Regions from separate parts of the Homo sapiens genome. Here region 2 is linked to region 1. A link is an interaction called in ENCODE POLR2A ChIA-PET data of the cell type or tissue named here. Cell type or tissue: MCF 10A. All regions are shown on one strand. Links, peaks and the distances in the headings refer to the core of each region. The heading gives the core; the rest is flanking DNA. Region 1 has its middle 130 kb from the start of SMIM31. Region 2 has its middle 180 kb from the start of SMIM31.

Region 1 (4,399 bases), core at 85-4,084:
TTCTGAATTGTTTTCTTGATTTACCTGTATTTTTTCTGAATTACTTTGTATCTCACCGATCTTATTTTAAGTCAATATTTTGAATTATTTATCTTGAAGATAAATAATAAATTCTTAACCAGAATTTCTTTCTGGTTGAGATCTATTGCTGGAGAATTATTGTGTTCCTTTGGAGGTGTCATATTTTCTTGCTTCTTTGTGTTTCCTGTGTCCTTACATTGATGTTTGTGCATCTGCTGTAACAGTCACTTTTTCCTATTTTTGAATTTATGTTCATAGGGGAAGTCCTTTTCCTGAAGATATGGATATGATATTGGTTGGCCAGGGCACTTTCACTTTGATTCTGGGTATGTGCAGTAGTATAGAGTATAATCTCTGTAGGATTTTGGGGAGGCATAAACAGCATCAGTGGTGTCTGTGATTTCCTTAGTGGGTTAGGGTGTGGTTACTAGCAGAGACTATGGTGAGGTTGTGCTGAGGACAGAAATGCCACGTGGGCCAGTCTTTAGTCCCCAGTGGTGATAACAGTGGACTAAGCATGCCTGTCCTTGTGCCTCATGGGAGTTTCCACTGGTCACATTGTTAGTAGTTACCAGTGGGCAGATTCTTGGGTCTCCAGATGGCTTGCTCAGATGCCAATTATAGCGGCCATGGACCAGGTGGGTGGGTGAGTTCCCTGGCCTTAGGAAGCCAGTGTGGTGTGGGCAATGACAGTAGCAGTGGCAGGATAATTCTCTGGGTCCCAAGTGATGTACAATGATGTTGGCAGTGACTGCAGTTAGCTGGGTGGGCGAGTCTCCAGGCCCATGGGTGTTGCTTGCAGGTAGTTATCAGCTGAGACGGTAATAGCTGGGAGTTTAGGCCCAGCCTCAGGCCCCTGGGAAGAGTGCTCAAGTGTCCAACATGGTGGATTGAGTTGGGCAATCCCTAGGAGCCCAGGCTATGTGCTCTATCTAAGAGGAGAATAAAGCTGGGTTTTGCAGGTTTATGCTCAGAACCACCCCCTCCCCGTAGTGAGATTAGGTACCAGCCATGGTTGGCAGTGATAGGGTAATACCCAGGTCACAAGCAGAGTGCTCAAGTGAGGGGCAATAGCAGCTGTGCTGAGGCCCTGCCATTGGGGAGAGTGGGGCTGGCCTCAATGGCCATAGCCCAGGCTGGCAAGTGGGGAATGCCTATCTCTCTCATGTTCTAGTGCCAGTGGGGCTTGCCCCCTAGCCCTGGTGGTGATAACCTGTGCATAGCTTGTGCCTCAGCCCCAGCTGCTAGAGCCCTTGCCTAGCTTACAACTAAGTTCCAGTGGCAACTTGCACTGGCATCACAGTCTCAGTCCCAGTAATGCTTGCTTCCCATCACCAGCAGCTGTAGCCCACATCTCACTTGCTTCTCAGCCCCAGCTGCATGACTGCTCCAAGGTTATGCCCCAGTTTCAGCAGCAATAGCCCAAATTTCTGTAATACCTCAATTCCCACACTGCTGTGCCCCAGTGCAGTCTGCCAAAGGCTAGGTTTGAAAATGGTGCCCTGCTGTGGCCACATTAGGTCTAAGAAAGGTCTTAGAAAGGGTGTGGGACTCAGCCTGAGCTCCCTCCCTGGAGCAGTTCTGTCCCATAGCCTCCTAGAAGCTCCCTGTGTTAGTTTCATGGGTTGGGAGGCTTGGGGGAGGGGCTCTCCCATGGCCAGGATTTCATGATTCTATGGTGGGAATGTGGGCCCCTGGGATGTCTCTCACTTACCCTTTCCCCACTTTGTGAAGTCACTCCAGAGAATTGTTATTCCGTCAAAATGAGACAGCGAACTTCAAATTTGAGGTAATCTCCTTGTATTAAACTAGGTGGCAAAATCAAGGTGACCAAATTGAGAAGAAAATGTCCCTTCCATCAAACTCTACTCATTTTTAAAAAGCCTTGTTTTTCAGATTTAAAAGCCACAAATATTGTGTCATAGATATGATCAGCAGGTAACAGAAAAAACACAGCAACAACGACCAAAGACATTTGAGTAGTCAAATGTTTGGAGCTTTGAAGATTTCCAAACCCCTAGCTTTGCAAGTTGTTTTCCTTGACTCTATATTACTTCAGTCCCCATGCACCTAACTGCAATCAGAGTCATATTGAATGAGGACGTAGAGATGCATAGTTACTTGGCATGCAAAGGCTAGAATTGAGCAAGTTTGAGTCAGATGGTAGCTGGAATTTGCAGCTAAAACAACTTGGCCTGAGGCTGTCAGGGCCAAACAGTACAGTTCTTAAAATGTAATTCCTGAAAGAACTTACTCTTTATCAAGAAGTCAAAGTAGAAATTAGGCTAACCACTCTTCTGTTCCATCTAGTGATTCTACCCAGTATCATTTCTTGCAAACCATGTGCCAGATTGTCTATCTGCCAAGGCACACTTGAACTCACGTTCTAGCTCTCAAATGAGTTTGTGATTTCAGGACAAAATACAGGCTGGAATTCTTGGCATTGGCACTATCCACTTAGCTCCAAGTGACCATGGGCTATTACATAATTTTAATGTGTATTTGCACACTCTTCGAAGTGCATTCAAAACTCACTGGAACTGGCATTGTTATTAAAACAATGCACTGAAGAGACAGAGTTCTAACCAAATGTATTTTTTGTTTCATTTCAAATACACTAACCTTCCTTAGTAAAAAATGTTCAAATCACTGCTTAATCTTCTTGGTGGCTTCAGGGTCAGTTTTAAAGTGTTTCGGTATAGCGTAGCATCTGCAAGAATGTGAAAGATTCAAACTTTGAAAATAAGGAACCAATTACATCCAAGAGGAGAAAATAGAGCCAAACCTTGGCGGTAGTTCCGTTTATCACTTCCCTAATAAGACTTTTAAAACTATTTCATGCTTTTTGTTTTTTTTTTTAATGGAGATACTGACAGCTCGTGTACTTTTGTTTGGCACTTATAGTGGGAGCAAGGAGAATTTATTAAAGAATAAAGATGTTTTTCATTTACTTAAAAGGAGCAGGTGTTAACTTAGGCTTCCAAAATTCTTTGGAAAAGGGAAATATCCTATGGAAATTCACAGAGTCCTGAAAATCAAAATATAATCATTTTATATCTACTTGACACGATTTTTGAAAATTCTAATGCCTTGGAGGTGCACTGTAAATGCACTGGGCTAGGAACCAGGAAATTGTCAGTTTTGCTTCAGGTCCCACACTATCTGTCTTTATGACTTGAGACAAATAGCTTTGCCCCTTTGAATCTCAGATCTATCATTTGTTGATTGCAAAGTTCCCTTTCAATTGCAAAGTGTTTCATCTGAATTTATATTTATGTGAAATAATTGTGGGATTTGAAAAATACAAGTCTGGTGTCATCTCTGCACATCTTCCACAATGCAAAACAAGGCAGAGACAATAAATCTGTAATTATATTAATCTACTGGTTAATGACTAATCATATAAAATTATTGGGCCAATGAAAAAGATTAGTAAAGTCTCTAATCTGATATTAGAAACTTCTCCACAATTTAATTAATTAATTTTTAATTTTATGGGTACATAGTATATATAATTATGGGGTATATGTGATAGTTTAATACAAGCATGTGTAATAATCACTTCAGGGTGAATGAGTGATTCAGGAATGGAGTGTCCATCACCTAAAGCATTTATCCTCTGTGTCACAAACAATTCGATAAAAATATAGAACAGTTCACAATGTGCATGTCATCTTTTGCACAGGGACCATGCCAATCTTCTCTGTATGTTTCAGTTTTAGTGTAAGTGCTGCTGAAGTGAAGACTCCACTTTTTAATTGTTCATTTCTATTGAAAATATTTTCAAGGCAACTGCATAGGCAGCAGTGTGGAGGAGATCAGGAATAGACATTATTATTAACCATTAGAATAGGCTGGCTAAGAACCTTGATTGATGAATCTTATTTCTATGTCTTAGCATAGCTAAATCTGCAGCTCATGCCAACGGCTTGATACCTGCTTCAAGGTAATTAAATGATTTCCAAATAATCTAATGATTGTTTCAACTGCCAACCATTTTTGAAAAGAAGAAATATGCTTCTGTGCAAACTAGCATTAAACTTATTTTGGTTTAAAGATACATTTTTCTCAAACTGAGCAAATTTTTAAAAATCAAGAATTGTCTTTTCTAGTTTATGAAACCACTTCTCCCAAGTGTAACATCGGCTGTGAATCTATCTAAAATAGTGAGCTGATAGTCTTAAATAAGTTTCTTGGGTCAATTTACCACTGCAAGCCACTATACTGTTACATTCAGGCAGAACAGGCTAACTACAGTTAAGTGTTTCCAATTATTCTTGTTCTTCCTGCCCATTTCATTTACCTTTTGATGCCTTTTATCTCCCAGCAACATGCAAACCTATAAGGCAGAGGATGTGGTAAATATTTCTTGAGTAGC
Region 2 (4,399 bases), core at 176-4,175, 49 kb after region 1:
TACTGAGCATAGTAACCAACAGTTAGTTTTTCAACCTTGGCACCCTTCCACCCTCCCCTCTCTAGTAGTCCCCAGCGTCTATTGTTGCCATTGTAATGTCCATGACTACCCAATGTTTAGCTTCCACTTATAAGTAAGAACATATGATATTTGGTTTTCTGTTCCTGCATTAATTTGCTTAGGAATGCAACCTCCAGCTCCATTCATGTTGCTGCAAAGGGCACAATTTTGTTCTTTTTTATGGCTGCATTAGTATTCCACAGTGTATATGTACCACATTTTTTAAATTCAGTCCACCACTCATAGACATCTAGGTTGATTCTATGTCTTTGCTATTGTGAATAGTGCCATGATGAACATGCAAATGCCCGTGTCTTTTTGGTAGAACAATTTGATTTCTTTTGGATATATATCCAGTAATGAGATTGCTGGGTTGAATGGTAGGCCTGCTTTTAAGTTCTTTGAGATATCTCCAAACTGCTTTCCACAGGGGCTGAACTAATTTACATTCCCACCAACAGTGTGTAATGTCTCCTTTTCTCCACAGCCTCACCAACATCTGTTGTTATTTGACTTTTTAATAATAGCCATTCTGAGTGGTATGAGATGGTGTCTCATTGTGGTTTTGATTTGCATTTCTCTGATAATTAGTGATGAGGAACAGTTTTTCATATGTTTCTTGGCCACTTGTATGTCTTCTTTTGAGAAGTGTCTGTTTGTGTCCTTTACCCACTTTTTAGTGGTGTCTTTTTTCTTGTTGATTTATTTAGGTTCCTTATAGATTTTGGATATTAGTCTTTTGTCAGATGCATAGATTAAGAATATTTTCTCCCATTCTGTAGGTTTTCTTTTTACTTGATAGTTCATTTTGCTGTGCAGAAGCTCTTTAGTTTAATTAAGTCTCAATTGTCAATTTTTGTTTTTGTTGCAATTGCTTTTGAGGACTTAGTCTTAAATTCTTTTCCAGGGCTTATATCCAGAATGGTGTTTCCTTGGTTTATTCTTCTAGGATTCTTATAGTTTGAGGTCTTACATTTAAACTTTTAATCCATCTTGAGTTAATTTTTGTATATGGTGAAAGGTAAGGGTCCAGTTTTGTTCTTCTGCATATGGCTAGGCTAGCCAGGTATTCTATCACTATTTATTGAATAAAGAGTCCTTTCCCCATTGCTTATTTTTGTCAATTTTGTCAAAGATTAGATGGCTGTAAGTGTGTAACTTTATTTCTCAGTTCTCGCTTCTGTTCCATTTTCTCTGTTTCATTACTTAGGAGAATGGGGCTTCTGTCCCCTGACTACATTTGACATCCAAGAAAAAGACTCTAAGTGCCCTAGTTTGTGCCATGCTCTCACTCCTGTGACCAAGAGGATAGAATAAAATAATTATCTGAGGTGGAGGGAAATGCAGCTCCTCAAAAGAAAAGGGAAACTGTCCCCTGACAGAAGGAAAAAATAACAGCTGTCCATTTTGAAAAACACCAAGGTCTTCAGCTTTGACTTTCAGCAAGTTACTGCTTGTTTCAATGCCTAGAATACATTTTTTATAATTGCTATTTCAGGCATCATTGAAACTGAAACCTTTTATTCATGACCAAGCTCTATTTAGATGTCCCAAGTCTTGAGCCCCAAAAGTCTGACATCCTTATCCACACCAACCCAGAACAGTGTCCCTTTGAACTAAAAGCAGACAATGACACTCTTGGCTCACTCTTTAACAGAGAGCTCAATTAAATAAGAGACGTAGTTCCCTTATTGGGTTCACTTATCCTTGATATTGAAATAATCTTGAGAAATACAATAGTTTTCCCTAAGAACTCCAGGATTTTCAATTATAACACAAATATATGCCCAGTCCATAACTTTGACATGGTTCTTATGCTCTCCAGTGTGGTTCCAAGAATTGGGAATAGACTGCTAAGGGCAAGAGAAAGACCAAAAAAAGACAAAATTTTCATTAAAATATACAATTACTGTAAATGTCAGGTGACTTGCCTACAAGACAAAGAGAATGACACAAGGGTAAGAAAGATTTGAGTCCTTTCCATTTTAAAAGCAATGAGTCATTGGCTATTATTCCACATGGTGGCCTAACAATACTGGAGAGATTTATAAGAAAAATTAAAAAGCAATCCAGGCTGTGCACCAGAGGCACCATTCTTTGGGCATATCCTGCTAATTGTTCTTTCTATTAGCTTTCCAGATGAATACCATTCTGGCAACAGCAAAAAAAAAAAAAAAAAAGATTCCTGAGATTATAGCCCATTTCATTTCTAAAATAGTCACATTCCTACTAAGATGATAAATCAGTGTTTCAAAAGAAATGTGACTCATTCACTGTCTGGCAGGTGAATCATTACTGGATTAAGAGTTCCTAACAATATTCTAGATGTAATAATGTATTATAGCTCTTTTAAATAGTAGGTCAAGAATTATGAACCTTGCCTTTTAATCCATATTGCTTTAAAAAGCTATTATAACTAAGCACATAAAAATTAAATACACTTTTCCAGGAGATGATAAAGAGAATGTATTATTAAATTTGGTGCCAGAAATATGGCTATAATGGTAACTAAAAACAGAACAAAACAAACAAAACCTATCAGGATCAATAACCACTCAAAAGGAAAAAAAAGGAGTTTGAATTATAATACTCTCAAATCAAAGGCTCTCATTAATTTAAATTTTTTTCAATAATCCAGAAAATCAGTTATTGATACCTGACAAATAGGGAGTGGACTACATAAAAATCTCATTAAAATCCATACCATTTACCTTTGATGCCATACACAAAATAGAGCAAAATAATATAGATCTATTTTACTTAATGCGATGAAGTGTATTCAACTTTTAGAGTGCAATGACTCTCTCAAACAATTGGGTTTTTTTCTCAGTGATGAATTGGTGGATTTATTACTGGGTTGTTAGATTTGGTGGCGATAATCTGAGCCAACCTTGAAATGTTAGTCTGTCCAGGGTCTGCTCATCAGTGGCTGTCTCTATCATGGTTCATTATGTTTTTCATCAGCCAGTGATTTCACTTACCAAAATGAGGTCAATAGCTATGCCAGCTCACTCCACTTCCTTTTAAATAGCTCAGATGTTTTATAAACCAAGAAAATAGAAGCTGCTAGAGATTAAATCAAACCAAGGTTCAAGGCTCATGGTGAAGAGAAACAGATTTCAGTACATATTGGGAAGAACTGATAAAGGTGGAGAGTTTTGTTTCCATCTCGAGGACAGCTGAGAGATTGTTCTACTGCAGGTGATATGTCTGCATGTTACTTACTCATCACACCTGCCAACCTTGAGAGGGTCTCTTTGTCATTACTTATAACTGCCAATTTACAAGATGGCCCAGTAGGGAATGAAAGAACCAACTGGAACAAATAGAGGTTTTACCACAGCTGCTGTCTGCCTGCTCGAGTCAGCACAAGCAGTGAATCTTAAATAGGAAGGAGCAACCCAAATACTTTTCCTTTCGGGTCACCAGACACCACAGGCCTGCGTGATGGGTCCTGGCCTCAGCAGCTGACATTCTTGGAATGCTGTGGACCAGGTGTTAGGTTCATAGCTGAAAGGGCTTGATTTGGCCACATAAAGACTTTCTTTCCGTATTAACTGGTTCAGGAGATAACTAGAATTTTTCCTAGTAACGTTACCTTGGGTTCAAATTCCAAGGAAGATGCAACCAATTAAGCAGAAGCATCAGTGAAAAGACTCATTGCAGCAACAGGGGACCCACCCAAGGAAAACCATGACAGTTAGATGAAATGGAAATGAGATCTGCTGAAATTGAAAAAAATAAAAAAGACTTTGGACTGCCTACAACATTTTGGCTGTGCTGTTGATCACCCTCTGGTCATGCTTGTGTGTTTAGGCATTTCAGGCTAGAGGATGTTCTGGGCACATTATAGGCTCCTCTGTTCACCCTGATCTTACTTTGATTTGACCTTTTAGTTAAATTGGCATTTTGAAGGTGTTTGGAAACATGCCTTAGGGAAGGAGTTTGCAGTGGTGAGCAGAGAGAGTACTGATGCAAATGAACACAATTTATAACCATTTTGGTAGCCTGTTGACGGTGGAAGGTCATGAGACAGTGTTTTGAATATATTTCTGGGGACTATGTCAACCCCCTAAGGTGGCTGCAGGTTAAAATTTCATTTGGATGTGGCTTTAAAGCATAATAGAATGGCCTAGGGAGCTTTTAAAGGTACCCATTCCTGGACCTCATCCCTGGGCATTCTGATTTAATTGGACTCGAATAGAGCCCAATCATCAGAGTTCTTTAAAAAGCTCCACTATATTTCTAACATGCAGCCATGGCATAGACGTCCTGCTTTATTTCAAGAAAAGCGGGAGAAAAGCCATATACAGAGACATGGTGAGCTCTGTTCTCTGAA

The links. ChIA-PET counts read pairs that join two places held together with the same protein. Peaks named below come from ENCODE experiments on the same cell type or tissue, not always from the same donor. Only the 100,000 strongest peaks of a DNase experiment are listed, where the experiment ranks them.
Region 2: POLR2A ChIA-PET joins it to region 1 with 5 read pairs; 2 of 35 experiments call an interaction of 5 or more read pairs at or near these places.

Annotation. Positions count from the first base shown.
Region 1 is chr4:164,620,100-164,624,498 of GRCh38, reverse strand. It overlaps the pseudogene RNU6-284P. Among named protein-coding and RNA genes, the nearest start is that of SMIM31, 130 kb to the left of the region's middle. In MCF 10A, for the core only: no CTCF peak of the experiment used is centred there; a DNase peak (open chromatin) is centred at 2,168.
Region 2 is chr4:164,570,886-164,575,284 of GRCh38, reverse strand. No RefSeq gene overlaps it. Among named protein-coding and RNA genes, the nearest start is that of SMIM31, 180 kb to the left of the region's middle. In MCF 10A, for the core only: no CTCF peak of the experiment used is centred there; a DNase peak (open chromatin) is centred at 2,314.